2 separate regions of the Mus musculus genome follow, and region 1 is linked to region 2. A link is a loop called in an ENCODE intact Hi-C map of the cell type or tissue named here. Cell type or tissue: left cerebral cortex. All regions are shown on one strand. Region 1 overlaps Marchf10 (membrane associated ring-CH-type finger 10). Region 2 overlaps Marchf10 (membrane associated ring-CH-type finger 10).

What was found. Peaks named below come from ENCODE experiments on the same cell type or tissue, not always from the same donor. Only the 100,000 strongest peaks of a DNase experiment are listed, where the experiment ranks them.
Region 1: it touches region 2 in a loop (7-fold over the local background); 6 of 42 quality-filtered maps call a loop at or near these places.

What each region holds. Positions count from the first base shown.
Region 1 is chr11:105,417,470-105,422,469 of GRCm38, reverse strand. The region is part of intron 4 of Marchf10 (membrane associated ring-CH-type finger 10); the gene reads left to right. Among named protein-coding and RNA genes, the nearest start is that of Gm39417, 30 kb to the left of the region's middle. In left cerebral cortex, no CTCF peak of the experiment used is centred here; DNase peaks (open chromatin) are centred at 1,602 and 2,317; H3K27ac peaks cover 1,420 bases.
Region 2 is chr11:105,366,442-105,371,441 of GRCm38, reverse strand. All of the region lies in intron 10 of Marchf10 (membrane associated ring-CH-type finger 10), which reads left to right. LOC115487808 (a long non-coding RNA gene) reads right to left here. Exons shown (of 2, transcript XR_003949780.1): 2 at 1,411-4,962. Among named protein-coding and RNA genes, the nearest start is that of Mrc2, 76 kb to the right of the region's middle. In left cerebral cortex, no CTCF peak of the experiment used is centred here; DNase peaks (open chromatin) are centred at 1,704 and 2,401.

The DNA.
Region 1 (5,000 bases), 51 kb before region 2:
TTAAACGAAGACACCACAAAAAGCTCTAGCCCAACACAGTACCTGTCCAACCTAACATAAAGTCTAGGGGAGCTGGCTATGGTGGTGTCTTAGTCAAGGTCTCTATACCTGCACAAACACCATGACCAAGAAGCAAGTTGGGGAGGAAAGGGTTTATTCGGCTTACACTTCCATGCTGCTGTTCATCACCAAAGGAAGTCAGGCCTGGAACTTAAGCAGGTCAGAAAGCAGGAGCTGATGCAGAAGCCATGGAGGGATGTTCCTTACTAGCTTGCTTCCCCTGGCTTGCTCAGCCTGCTCTCTTATAGAACCCAAGACTGCCAGTCCAGAGATGGTTCCACCCACAAGGGGCCTTTCCCCCTTGATCATTAATTGAGAAAATGCCTTACAGCTGGATCTCATGGAGACATTTCCTCAACTGAAGTGCCTTTCTCTGTGGTAACTCCAGCTGTGTCAAGTTGACACAAAACTAGCCAGTACAGGTGGCATACACCTGTAAACCTGGTACCCAGTGGGTCAACCTAAGTTACATAGTGGGACCATAAATGATTGGCTAGATGGGTGGATGGATGGATGGATGGAAAGATGGATGGATGGATGGATGGATGGATGGATGGATGGATGGATGGATGGATGGAAAGATGGATGGATGGATGGATGGATGGATGGATGGATGGATGGATGGAACAAAAGCAAGGGAAAGCTTCACAGAAAATGATAATTTTAGATTTGAACTCAGATCCTGCCGTGGGAGTTGGAAGCAGAAGTGGTGAGCAACCTGGCTGTCAGGTTACAGGAAATGTACATGAGTCTTTTCTCAAGAGGTTCTTTCTCCATCTCGGTGTTAGGAAGATGGCCTCTTACCCGACACTGCCCCTGCAAGGGGTGCTGTTTGTATGACTTTAACTCCTGCCCTCAGGACCAGGAAAGAGAAGGACTCTACGCTGCTGCTCCCAGAGCACAGTTCCTGCATTTCGTTGGCTTGTGCAGCTGGATTCCATCTTCTTCTCCTCTTGCCATTCCTGCTGGTCTCCTGATTACTCTCCCTTATTCAGTGAGGCTCTGACAGGCAATTGGTTCTCTGCTGTCCCCTTCCTGATCTCCAGACACATTATCTAATGACTTCAGCATCCATTTAGATAACCAAGCCACACCCTGGCCTCACAGTTCTCAAGGCGTCTCAAGTGTCCTCTTCCTTTACACACACACACACACACACACACACACACACACACAGAGGCACATCCTGCATGTTATTGTCACCCCAAAGGATCTCATTCATTACCGCTAAAGAAAATGTCAGCGACTTTGCATGGGCTCAGGGCCAGCAATCTCCAGGTAGTTCTCAAGGCTGCTCAGCTCCTTTACCTAGAACCTTTCTCCCAGGCTTCCAATCCATCTCCTCTTCCTCCTCACTCCTTATTTTCACCCACTTCCAACTCTCCCTCTGTGCTTAGGATCCCCCCACTCGTGTCCAGCCCTTCCCTGCTGCTTGCGTCAGCCAACCCTGCAGAGGGCTTTCCCATCAGCATGTAGTCATGATCTAAAAAGAGACAGAACAGCCTTCCTTCCCCCGCTCCCCTCCACTAACTTCTCCTTCACACCCCAAGTTCCCCAAAGAATTATTTACACTGCCTGACTCCATTTCCCCACCTCCTCCTCTCTCCTCAGCCCACTCCAATCTGGTTTCCACACACATGTCGTTCTCCAGAAATGCTCTTTGTCAAGTGACTTCCACATCTCCCCACAGAGCAGCTTTGTGTGGTGCTGGCCACACTCACACACACACACACACACACACACACACACACACACACACACACACCAGTACCACCCCCTGGGGGACGGCGGCCTTAGAGCCACTCTTGCCCTGACTTCCTCCCCATCTCGGCAGGCACTTTATCTTTCTCTCCTCTTCTCATCTTCCTCCACACTGTTCCTGAATCCTGGGGTCCTCAGGGTGTGGCTCTAATCTTACTCTCTACCTGGGGTTGGGGGCAGGGTCGTTCTTAGCCTCTGAGCCACAAATCTCCTGAGCCTCACGGTGAACTCTTTAGACTCATTTCCTTAGAATTGTTTTCAGGCAAAAAATAAGACACGGGCTTTCAAAGGAAACCACTTTTATGGAAATAGTCATCAAAATATTTTTAGAAAATTGTGATTCTGTAATGTATGTGCTTCCTTATTAACACGTTAGTTAACAAGCGATGGGCGAAGAGGGTATTTTGAGACATCCGCAAAAAATGTACTGAGATGTGAAAATATCTGTGACTTTCACGGGTGACAGAAATCTCAGGTCCTGCTCATACTACAGTGGCTGGGCGCCTGCAGCTTAGCTTGCAGGTGGAGCTGGGTAGAGTGTGATTGTAAAGATGTCACTTGTCACCATCCAAGCTCATGCCTCACCAAGCTGCCTTCTCTCTGTGTGCTTTCTTAAAGTTATCTTTAACATTGTAACTGCCAGCGTTGAGGGGTTAACTACCAGAGACTCCCAAATCTACACTTCCAGCTCAAACCCCACTTTCGATTTCCAGATTTAAAACTCTACTGCCTCTCACTCCCTCTACCTGGGTATCTGAAAAAGACACCTCAAGCTGATCACAGCCTCCCCCTCTCCCCCGCTAAAGTCCCCAGCTTAAGCCCCCAGCTTGGCCCTTTATTCTTCCTTCAGTGTGTATATCATTAAAATCTGACAGTCTACTCCCCCCCCCACCCCCACCCCCGCATCTCCCTCCCCCCATGTTGAGTTCAGGGTCAGTCCTACACATCTTACTTCCCTGGTATAATTTTGTTGTTATTGGTAGTGGTTTGGTTTCTGTGGCCCAAGCTATCCTCGAACTCCTCATTCTCCTGCCTCAGCCTCCTGAGTGCTGCGATTACAGGCCTGAGCTGCTACACTGGGCCGATGTAACTTTGATCCATCTGCATAGCTGGTGTCACCACAGAGCTCCTTCAGTGGCCTCCCAACCAGCCCTCCTCTCTTACCTGCCTCCAAAACCCATTTTCCATATCGTAATATGGTAGAGTGTTGTTGACAAGCGAATCCCATCTGTATGCCTGCCTGCTGAAGCCACTTCTGTGGCTTTTAAAATAGGAGCCAAACTTTGTTTGAAACTAACATGTCCTGTGGAACCCGAGGGTGTCTGTCGCCCCGGCCCTGGTCCACACTGGCCTCACCTCAGCCTTTGAGGTTTCTCTGTCTTGCCACACAGTCCACCAGCCCCTCAGCCAAACTCTGACTGCTTCTCCCCTGACTACAGGAGAACCTTTCTCCCTTCTTCTCTCGTCTGCCACATGTCCCCTCTCCCATTTGTGACCCCTGAAATTTTATAATTTAATTAATAATGACTTTTAACATACGTGCACATGGAGGCCAGAGGACAACCTCGGGTGTCACCCCATCTTTTGAATCTGGTTTCTCTTTGGCCTGGAGCTCACCAGTTAGCCTAGCCTGGCTGGCCCGAACACCAAGGGACTCTCCTGTCTCCCCTCCCCCCTAGTTGGGATTACAAACACACCACATCCAGCAACTTTGCTTAGGTTCTGGGGACAGAACTCAGGTTCCTTAAATTTGCAAGGTAAACCCTCTTAAACCCCACCCCTAGGCCATTGGTTCTCAACCTTCCTAGGGCTGTGACCCTTTACTGCAGTTCCTCAAGTTCCATAAAGTTATTTCATTGCTACTTCATAACTGTAATCTTGCTACTGGTACGAATTGTAATGTAAATATGATATGCAACCCCTTTGGGGTTGTGACCCACAGGTTGAGAATGCTGCTCTCGGCCCTTTGATTGTGGTTTGATCACAACAATCTATTGCTACTCCTTAAGAAGGCTCACAACCATCTGTGAATCCAATTTCGTGGGACCCGACACCCTCTTCCAGCCTCCAGCACTAGGTTTGCCAAATAAGCCCTTTCTCCCTTAAGTTGCTTTTGGCAGGGTGTTTTACCCCAGCAACTGGAAAAGGGAGTAGACACCTAGTACGTCGGTTCTCAACCTGTGGTTGAGACCCCTTTGGGAATCAAACGGCCCTTTCACAGGAGTCAACTAGAGCATCGGGAAACACAGATACTTACAGTATGATTCATAACAATAGCAAGATTACAGTTATGAAGTAGCAATGAAAATAACTTTATCGTTGGGAGTTCCCACGATATGAACTGAAGGAATTATATTGGAGGGGCACAGCTTTAGGAAGGCTGGTCCGCTGCCACCCACGCCCCTGGACCATCCTGAGTGTCTCTGTGCTCTTACTTACTAGCTCCGATTGTCAGAGAGCTGTACACCTAAACACTTGAACGTATCGCTAGAGCTGACTGCTTGAGTTTTTAGTTTACGTCGGGATTTTGTTGTTTTCTTTTAATTTTTATAGAGATTAAAAGCTATTTACATTGAATTATACAATTTAGAGTAAGATTTGATGAGTGAGTTCTGACAAATTCATAGATCTGTGTCACCCAGCCCGGATTGAGTTTAAGACACCCAAAGACATTCCCCTGGTCTCCTTTGTCAGTCAGTCCTGCCTCGGAGACCACCGCTTCTGGCCAGCCCCGCCCCAGGGACCACCCCTCTACAGCATCAGAGAGCACTTTGCTTGATCCACCGTTTGAATCTATTTTTGGAGTTTTGTTTTTGAAGTTTTTAAAATAGGGTCTTATTATGTAACCTCAATCCTCCTGCCTCTACTTTCCTAGTATTGGGATTACAAATATGTGCTACCCCAACCAATAAATAAATGTCTTCTCTGAATTCCATCTTTTTGATAGTCTTAGATCCTATTTAGAAATAGGTGGATGATCAGTGGTGGTGGCACATGTCTCATGTCTTTAATCCCAGCAGTTGGGAGGCTAAAGGCAGATGGATCTCTGAGTTTGAGGCTAGCCTGATCCACAGAGTGAGTTCCAGGATAGTTGGGGCTACAGGGAGAAACCCTGTCTCAAAAAACCAAAACCAAAAAAAAAAAAAAAAAGAAAAAGAAAGAAACAGGGAGACAATGGC
Region 2 (5,000 bases):
TATCAGCTCTGCTGATGTGTTTTGGGACAGTAGGGTATAGTGTGCGTGTGTCTGTGTGTCCCTGTGTGTCTGTGTGTCCCTATGTGTGTGTCCATCCCTGAAGCCTGACGGCAGGCTGAGAAGTAAAGGCGTTGATGGTGGCCCCTGTATGACAAGTGACCATGTATGCACTGGAATGGCTTTCCTTTAACAAGAGAGTGGAGCCAGAAAGAATCACACAGGATAAAGGGGATAGTTGGACTTAAGCAAGTGAAGTCTCAGCATCTCGGCCCTTGGGGACTTCTTACTTCATCAAATGGCCACCTATGGTCACAAGAGGCAAGAACTCTGTGAGGAAAGGGCAGGAGCCCAATCATGCCAGCAGCTGACTACACTGCCAGTGTTGGGACTCCCAGGATGCCCCACAAGGCTTTGCTCCTGATATCTGCTCATGCTGGGGTACGGCAGGAGGAGGAGCCAGTATGGCAGTGGTCAAGCCTCTGGTGGTGCTGGACGCAATCTCTGTCACCTGCACCCCAGCCCTGAACCCCTCTTTCTCTTTGCTTTGTTCTTTATCCTTCTCTTCCTCCCTTCTCTGTTTTCCTCCTCTTCCTCCTCTTCCTCAAGTGGACTGCGGACATTTCCCAACACCATCACCGCCCATAGGCTGGAGCCCGTATAGGCAGCCATGCTCGACCCTCTTTATACAAGTTGCAGTTCCGTGGACCACTGTGAGCTGCATGGAACCATTCTATTAAAAGCACTGGATTCAGGGCCCTAAATCCCCACGCTGGGGAGCCAGAGGTAGATGGAACTCTAAGTTCAAGGCCAGCCTGGTCTACATGGCAAAGCCTTATTTCAAAAGCAAAAGAAGGAAATTTCACACTGGATGCAACTCAGTTGACAAAGTGCATGTCCAGTATGCATGAAACTATGGGCTTGATCCCCAGAACCACCCAAGCCAGAGCCGGCCACGTATTCCAGCACTCAGGAGACTGAGGCAGGGGGTCAGAAGTTCAAGGCCATCCTCGGGTTACATAGCAATTTCAAGGCTGGCCTAGGATGTGAGACTCTAAGAGAGAAAATGCTGAATTTATCAGCTTCCATTGGTTACAGGAATTGTAGGCCCATTTTGACTTTTTCCTGGGTTAAATTTCTTCCTCAGACCCTGAGTGTTCAATTAAAAACAAAACAAACAAACAAACAAACAAACAAAAAAAAACCAGGCTGGGTTTCTGCCAACCTGTCTTTGGAGGAATCTCATCCTCTCTGTGACCCAGGCCTGCCCTTCTGTAACCTCCCATGGTTTTAATGGTGACATAAATTCTTCATAGAAATATTAAAAAAAAAAAAAAAAAGGAAAAGGAAAAGGACCAGAAGCAGGAAATGATCCTTTGTTAACATTTCTGTGACTTCATTTTCATAATCCCATATCTTTTAAAGAACTTTTTTATTACACATTGAACTTCAAAGCATCTGGGTTGATGTGGGTCACAGATGGCCAGCAAACAGAAGCAACATCAGCCAGTGAGGCCACAAAACAAACATGCACAGACCCGACAGTGCAGTCTCGTGGGTGGAGATCAAGGCCCTACAGCATCGCATCGCAGGAAACTTCTGGCGAATCGCTCTGGACGAGGAATAAAGTGGTGTCAGAAGCAAGCTGGGAACCAGAGCGGAAGGGACCAGTTTCTCACACTTAACCAGCTCACATTTAACTTGGGAAGCCTTGAAATACATCTCACCCACTCCAAGCATGAAGCAGTGACTGGTTATAAACAGCCCGTGAAGAGGTTTCCACGGGGGCTGGAGAGACAGCTCAGCGGTTAAGAGTCGTGTTGCTCCTGAAGGAGACCCACATTAGCATTAGGGGGCTCACAACAGCCTAACTCCAGCGCTAGGAGTCCAACACCCTCTTCTGGCCTTCCTAGTCACTACACTCACACACACACACACACACACACACACACACACACACACACACACACACACAGAGAGAGAGAGAGAGAGAGAGAGAGAGAGAGAGAGTACATGTCAAAGAATCCCAAAACCTTCCTTGATGAGGAAACCCGTGTTGAAAGCAGACACACACACAGACCAGATCCCATTACAGATGGTTGTGAGCCACCATGTGGTTGCTGGGAATTGAACTCAGGACCTCTGGAAGAGCAGTCAGTGCTCTCAACCTCTGAGCCATCTCTCCAGCCCTCAATCTTTTAAAAAAAGAAACATCATCACGAAAACAGGAAGCTAGTAGAGTGTCAAATCCACTTGCTTCTGGATTTTGTGTCGGGATTCCCAGAACTGGAGTAGGTAGCCTTTGGCAAAGGGGATGGACTGAATCCAGAAGAGACGCCTCACTCCTTTGCTAGCGGGACTGGAGAAGTTCCCCATAGCAGGCTTCTTGCTTGTGTCATGATGAGACCCTGTGACACAGGCTCTCAAGGGTGGTGACTGTCACTTCCTCAATGCAGCATGCACTGTGCTGTCCTGGGGGGCTGAGGTGATAGATCACTTTCCTATCAGTGTGATAAAATACCTGGAAAAAAAAGACAGACAGGAAGGCAGACAGACAGATAGACAGCAACTGAAGGAAGGATTTATTTTTGGTGCATAGTTCGAGGGGACATATATTCAACAGAGCAGGAAGCACGTGGTGGTGAGCCCAGCTTGTCTGAGGCGGCAGGATCAGGAGAAAACCCACTCACATCTCAGCAGACTAGAAAGCGTAGAGAGGTGAATAGTGGCTTTTCTCTTTTAACGTTTTGTTGTTTGGTTTTTTGAAGCAAGAGCTTTCTGTGTATCCCCACTTGGCCTGGAACTCAATATGTAGACCAAGCAGGCTGGCTTATGACCTCACAGGTCTGTCTGCTCCCCCCTCTCTGTGTTCTGGGAGTAAAGGTGTGTGCCACCATGCCTGATTCCTTTTATTCTTTACTTAGTCCTAGACAACAGCCCATGGGATGGCTCTACTCCCATTCAGGGTGGGTCTTCCTCCCTCACAGACACACCCATGATGAGCCTCATTAACACCCTAGGTGTTTCTTAATCAAGCCAGCAATGGGAACCAACTCTCACAGATGAGACTCAATCAAAGAAAGTGACTGTATGTGATACTCTGATGCCTCCCTTTCTTTGAGGATCTTAAGATCAAGTTGAGAGACAAAATCCATATCTCTATAACGTTGGGGGTCCAGGAGTCACCTCACAACCCACATGAACACCAACCTCAGTCAGAGATGGATTGTTTGTGAAGTATAGGCCCAGGGCTGGTTGATCAGGGCCACGATCCAGGCTCAGGAGCTGAGTTAAGATCCTACAGGGCTTTAAGCCTAAAATCCACCAACATCTGGGCCAAGTTATTCCACTAATCAGGATTTAGGGATAGGGATTTCCTTGGGAACACGTCTTTGTTGTACACTTATGCTGCCCTCATTGGTTGGGGTATTCAACTGAGGTAGGGGACTTGCCTTGTCTAACATTCATGTCTTAACTTGCCAACCAGGATGTCAGTTTCCCACATACATGTCTCTGCCAAGTAGGATGTCAGTTCCCAGGGAGGTCTTAGGAACTTAAACTCTATTCAACCACTACTCAGAACAGAAGTCTTATTCCAGACAGTTTCTTATATTGGTGCGGGTGTCTCTCTTATGTTGGAGGTCCATCCCAGGGGTAACTTATAAAATCAAATACCATAAAAGCTCACACACAGGCGCAGGAAGTGCTGCTGGGTAGTTGGTTGGGGTCCAAGCTTATTGTGGGTAACTACACAAAGCAGTTCTGATTTCTATCGTGATTGGTTTCCAAGGGCACAGGACATAACAGAATATGTAAGCAGCTTGGGCATGAGAAAGTTTCCTAGTAGCAACAGAAACATAGGAGAAAGTTTCCTTATAATATTAGTAAAATTTGCAAGCTGGCCAGGTAACAGGCTGGCCTTAACAGTAAAAACAAAATAAGAATAAGAATAACTGGAGAACCCACAGGTCCAGGGAACACACAGAGACTGTGAAATCAATATCACATCTTCTGTAACTGGGCCTTGCTGGGCTTCCTGTGGTCCCGGCAACAGACAGTTTCTGTGCTGTTTGAAGATAAAACCAGGCTTTCTAAACTTGTCTCTCATTTAGACACAGGGTTACCCATGTCTGACTACAAACCATGCACTGGGCACTATCTATTCCAGGGACACTGGGGCCAAAGAAAGCTACAGTGAGGTGTGTGGTTACTCTTTATCAACTTGGGCATGGAACCGTGGGTCTCTGGTGCCCCGAAAGTGTCTGGGATGTAACAAATGCTCAGATGGGCTTCACAGGCCAAGGAATTTCTGAATCAGAATCTGTTTCTTTCTGGTAGCAAGTCTTGAGTGTCATTCTAGAGAAAGGACAGTACACATCTGTTGAGAGACTTCAAGGTATACTCATTTATCTTGTGAACCTACTGTGTGCCAAGTTCTAAATTATATCCTGGTAATACAGAAATAATGAAGACAAATGCTGGCTATAAGGGGCTCAGCGTCTACAGAGAGAGCACATGGGGCTGGAGAGATGGCACGGCCATTAAGATGGAGTACTACTCTTGCAGAGACCAAGTTTGGTTATCGGCATCCACTTTGAGTAGCTCACAGTCCCCTGTTACTCTTCTGGTTTCCAAGGGCACCTGCATTCATATGCACACACACACACACACACACACACACACACTTAAAAGTAAAGCACATTTTAAAATAAGTTAATTAATTGAGAACGCTCATGTGTGACCAAGAGACAAACTTGTCTGTGTTGTGATAGAAGACTGAAGCGGATGAGGAGATGGAATGAGGAATTCTCATCCCACTTTTGCACACTTCTCCAGGGCAGATAGATCTCCAGCTAGGATCTCCCGTTCTGCTGCTGAGAAGGCCTGACCTTTGACCTCGCAGGGTGTGTCCTTCGCCCTCTGTCCCTCCTGCTTTGGCAATGTTGCTGCCATGGCTTTTGTCAGCTGAAATGCAAAGATGATGCTTAGCCTGAATCTCAAAG